Regions from separate parts of the Homo sapiens genome. Here region 1 is linked to region 2. Evidence: chromatin loops called from intact Hi-C (ENCODE). Cell type or tissue: K562. All regions are shown on one strand. Region 1 overlaps GMPR (guanosine monophosphate reductase). Region 2 has its middle 28 kb from the start of DTNBP1.

Evidence for each region. Peaks named below come from ENCODE experiments on the same cell type or tissue, not always from the same donor. Only the 100,000 strongest peaks of a DNase experiment are listed, where the experiment ranks them.
Region 1: it touches region 2 in a loop (2.7-fold over the local background); 7 of 110 quality-filtered maps call a loop at or near these places.

Annotation. Positions count from the first base shown.
Region 1 is chr6:16,276,258-16,278,757 of GRCh38, forward strand. The region is part of intron 5 of GMPR (guanosine monophosphate reductase); the gene reads left to right. Among named protein-coding and RNA genes, the nearest start is that of GMPR, 39 kb to the left of the region's middle. RefSeq lists an enhancer at 1,061-1,355. In K562, a CTCF peak has its summit at 1,227 (motif pointing left); DNase peaks (open chromatin) are centred at 764 and 1,224.
Region 2 is chr6:15,689,955-15,692,454 of GRCh38, forward strand. No RefSeq gene overlaps it. Among named protein-coding and RNA genes, the nearest start is that of DTNBP1, 28 kb to the left of the region's middle. In K562, a CTCF peak has its summit at 1,489 (motif pointing right); a DNase peak (open chromatin) is centred at 1,487.

The DNA.
Region 1 (2,500 bases), 590 kb after region 2:
CTCAGAGGTTCAAGTGATTCTTCTGCCTCAGCCTCCTGAGTAACTGGGATTACAGGCATGCACCACCATGCCCAGCTAATTTTTTGTACTTTTAGTGGAGACGGGGTTTCACCATGTTGGCCAGGCTGGTCTCGAACTCCTGGCCTCAGGTGATCCACCCGCCTTGGCCTCCCAACGTGCTGGGATTCCAGGTGTGAGCCACCACACCCGGCCCTCTCAAAGCTTTTCTAGATGTGGTCTCGAACATTTACTACACTTGTTTTCTTCTTGCACATCTCTGTGTCTGCATTCTATTTCCCCAGAAGCTGTATTGTCCTTCTGCTCTCACTGTATCTCCCCACCCCTCTGGCTGTCTGTGTAGGACAGATGTGACTAAAGAGAATAAGGGGCTTTCTCTGAGCCCAATGCATGGGAGCTACTTCTTTAAATTGTTTGGAGACCATATTTAAGTCTCACACATTCTTTATGGTAAAAACATTGCATATTACATATCTAAATGATAGCATTATTGGATGTCTATTGATTGATAGATTTCATTCATTATTGAGCAACTCCTGGGAACTGGGAAAAAGCATCAGAAACGGATTCCCTGCCCCTCTAGTCAAGAGAAAGTATGCACCAACTTCTTCTTTCACCTAGGTGTTAATCAGAACCGCCTGTGTGTTATTTGAAGCTTCTTCCTTGGCTGTTTCCAAGAAAGGCAATTGGTCTACCCTTTATAGAGCCCTCACTACTATCAGAACCCCAGGCCTACTGCAGCTGAGGCCCCCACCCCCGGATCTAGCAATTCAATGGGAGAGGAGGAGAAAAGCTGAGGCTGAACCGGGGGTTAAACCTTTTATTCTGCCGTGCACAACGTCTGGTTGCAGGGCGGGGGGAAGGCGCCTTCGTGGGAATGAGACTTCTTGGCTCCAGGACTGTGAGTGACACATAGCAGGACACAGGGAGCTACAGGACTTCTGTGGACTCTGCCCCACAGCTGATGCAGGAGAGGGGCTTGCCCTGTCTCTCCTGGTTTCTCTGCTAAATCCAGGCCTGGGGACACAGACATACTTCTCTGTCTGATCTTGTCCCTAAAGACCCCTGGCAGAAATTAGCATCCTACAAGGTGGTGCCGGCCAGGAGCCGGAGATTAGGCTGCGCCTCAAAGCATCCCACCCCCGGGTCTGGTGGGAGGGAGGAGTTCACTTCCACCTTTACCCTGTCCCCAGAGCGCCCTCTCGTGCACACCACAAGACCTCCGGGAGGGGCTGAGTGAGTGGCAGTGGAGACAGGGATGTGGGTGACTCATTCATTCTTGAGTCCACACATTCTTTCAGTGACTATTTATAGTGCCTTATTGTATATGAGGCTCTGTTCTCAGCACCTGATAACAACAGCGAATGTCCACGGAGCCGACCACCCAGTACAGAAGACAGACCCTTAACATTCTCACACAGATCCTGATTGAAATGCCTCTTTTTGAAACTGTGATGAACAACTCCCCTGGGGCAGTGACATTTAAGAAGAAGCTGGAAAGATGAGAAGGGTTTGGCTAGGCGGGCTGGTACAGAGGGGAGTGTCCAAGAGAGAGAACATTGTGTACAGAGTCCCTAAGGTGGGAAGAAACTTGCCCCATTGGAGAAGCAGTGGGGAGGGAGGGGAGCAGGTGGAGCTTGATTCTGCTGATCTGGGTAAAGTGGGGTGCTGTGGCGGCACCGGGAAGCTTGAATAAGGGGAGGTATGATAAAGAGGTCAGAGTGCGACTTGGCCTGGACCTAACTGGGAGAACAACCAGGACTGGGGCTGACCGTGGGACAGGCAGGCAGGAGGGTGCTGGTGTGAGCCCTGGCCTGGAAGTGAACCTCGGGCTAGGCTGCAAGGGACTTGAGGTGGGGCAGCCAGGAGGGAGATGGACAAACAGCTGGGCCCTGTGGAGCACAGAGCTGAGTGAGAGCAGGTGAGGGTATGGAGGGTGTCGTGCTGCAGGCCAGGCCCTGGGCCAAGCGGTATCCCTCCCTGTGCCATTTGTTCTCTGCCACAACCCCAGGAGGTTGTGTTTCTCTTTGGATTTTACAGGCCGGGCAGTGAGGCTTAAGAGAGGTGAGTCATTTGACAAAGGTTGAAGGTAAAGAAGCTACGAGCCAGTGGGAGGATTCTGAGAGGTCCTTTAAAGCAGAGTGTAGATTTGTAGAAAGGTGGAAAGGAGTGGGTGTTTAAGTGTGGAAAGGTCAGTGCCTGGCTATTGCATGGGAGCCAGTGCCACAGGGAGGAGTGGCAGTGACAGGTGCATGGTAGAGGGGAAGGCGATGTCTGGGACATCAGCCAGTGACAGTGATGAGGACCGGAGGGGGTGCATGACCAGGTGGTGTGGTTTACAGTGACCTCCATCGTGCAGATGGGGCAGCCTGTTCCCCACATCTCCTCTGCCACAGAGGTTCACCCTGGTCCCTAAAGCAGGGCTGCAAAGGTAAGGGGGACGCATTTCATGTCACAGTCTTCTCATGTATAACCATCTATT
Region 2 (2,500 bases):
ATATACCTAGGAGTGGAGTTGCTGGGTCATATGGTAATTCTATATTTAACTTTTTAAGGAACTGCCAAAGTGATTTCCACAGAGGTTGCATCATTTCATATTCCCACTAACAATGCACGAGGGTTTCAGTTTCTCTATGTCCTCACCAAACATCATTAAATATATTATTGAGAAGTTTTTCTGGAACTGTAATACAGAATTTATGAAAATCTAAATTTACAGAACGGTTTGGAGGGCATTTTGGCACATGGCTTGGCATTTTTAAGTTGTTAACAGTGTGAAGTATTCGGTGCTTCCCTGCAGTCAGAGCCCCTGGTTATTCTGGGAGCCACATGGCACTTGACCTCACAGTTAGTTTTAAGGCTCTGTTCCCTTGCTCGTTCCATGGTGTAGAACATTCCCATTTCTCATAGACCTTTATTTCTCAATTTTCTTTCTGCAGAGCACAAAGCCTTCCTCTGTATCCCCCACCCAGTAACTCCTCCCAATCCCCCAGTCTTATTAATATCCCAGCCCGTAGGAAAAACCGTCAAAGGAGATAACACCTGCCCACACATCCCCCATTGCACTCTGATAATATCTAATGAGACTTTCCAAGGCTCACCTTCAGCATGACAAACACCAATTCTCCCTGCTGGATTCCTGCTGTACCTGTCCCCAGTCCAACAACTTCCTGTTAGGAAAACCTGGCAGTTTTTCAATTAAGCAGATTGCACATGTCTTTCCAGAAATCTCAGGATCCTGGTGTGGTGAAAAGGACAGAATATCTGGGCTCTAGGCCCCATCTGTCACCCATGACCTTTGTTCTTTTCAGCATTTCCTACTGAATTTCTGCCAACTGCAAAGTGCTGTATTATACAGTGGACAGATCACTGGTCCTGCCTAGGTCTCAAATCTAGGAGAGGAAACACCTTGTCTTTCCTGGATCTGAATGATCCTGGACATCTATTCCACCTGAAAGTAATTCTTTGCTTCTGAATTGGAAAGACTGTCTCGATGGGAGGGAACAGTGATACTATTTCTTGGTACTATAAATGGTACTATTTCTTGTTTTATCGAGTCTAGAAGTAGGCGTGTAACAAATGAGTAAACGTTCCCAAAATATTTGGGAGAGGACATGAGACATGGAAAGAAAATTGAGACTTGCCGTCACTTTCACAAAGCCCCCCAAATTCAGCAGAACAAAAATCTCAGAAGGAAAGGCAATCCTCGAACTTAAATGCATTTTTACTTTGTGTATTAGCCTTATTTTTCCAATTTCTAGGGAACCACTGGCTTAGAGAAGAGAATCCAAAGAAGCAGAAACCCAATCTTCCGCTGACGTCTCAACAATGTGCCATCTGAACGATTTCTCATTTCTCTGTCTCCCTAGTTTCTTTTTCAGTTAACTCAAAAGTTTTCACTGGCCCATTTGAGCATTTTCGAAGTGTAACTAACGTCTACAGCCACTAGAGGGCAGACCGCAGCCTGAGGTCCGGTCCTGAGGCTGCAGAACCATCACCTCATTTCATTTTCCCTGCGTGCCTCCAGACGGCGCTGCAGCTCGTGTCAATCTTGCCAGCTCCGACGCTCCTGGCGCTGAGCTCCTCACTGGAGAGGGTAGGGAGAGTCTACCGTATCTGAGAGGCAACTGAGGAAGGGGCACCCTTCCTGGAGACGCTGCCCTGCATCAGAATCCCAGGAGGAGCTTTCCTCTTTGTATTTAAATTCTGTAACTGGAATTCATCATTGGCATAAAAAATATTTATAAAGTTCTTCGGCAGCGTCGTAGGCTACTAAGCGTGGAATAAACAGACGCTGCCCCGTCAGGGTTGAGTGACCCATCAAAACTCCTGAGGAACTTTCTCCTGTCAGTTTCTTCAGGGACAGCAGGACGACATTCTCCTTTCCCTCCCTCTAAAAACACAGGCAGGATATCATCTTTGGAGTCTTAGCATTCTCACACATCATGTTCTCAGTTCATCCAGAACCTTGAGAGGGAGGTATTCTATTTCTCCCAGTTTCATTTTTATTTTAAAACTCAATCTCGGGTTTCAGAAATCTGTTTTAACGATTTTAAACTTTTCTTTTCTTTTCTTTTTGAGACGGAGTCTTGCTCTGTTGCCAGGCTGGAGTGCACTGGCGCGATCTCCGATCACTGCAACTTCTGCCTCCCGGGTTCAAGCGATTCTGTTGCCTCAGCTTCCCCAGTAGCTGGGACTACAGGCGCCCGCCACCACGCCTGGCCAATTTTGTGTATTTTTAGTAGAGATGGGGTTTCACCGCATTAGCCAGGATGGTCTCGATTTCCTGACGTCGTGATCTGCCCTCCTCGGCCTCCCAAAGTGTTGAGATTACAGGCGTGAGCCACCGAGCCCGGCCCGATTTTAAACTTTTCAAAGCAAAGTTGATGTTAAAAACATGAAATACCACGAAAGAGCTTGTCATGAGAAGGAACGTTCCCAGTCTATTCCTTCCCACACGCCACCCCTGGTTCTCCAGCTAAAGGCGACCTTTAGGA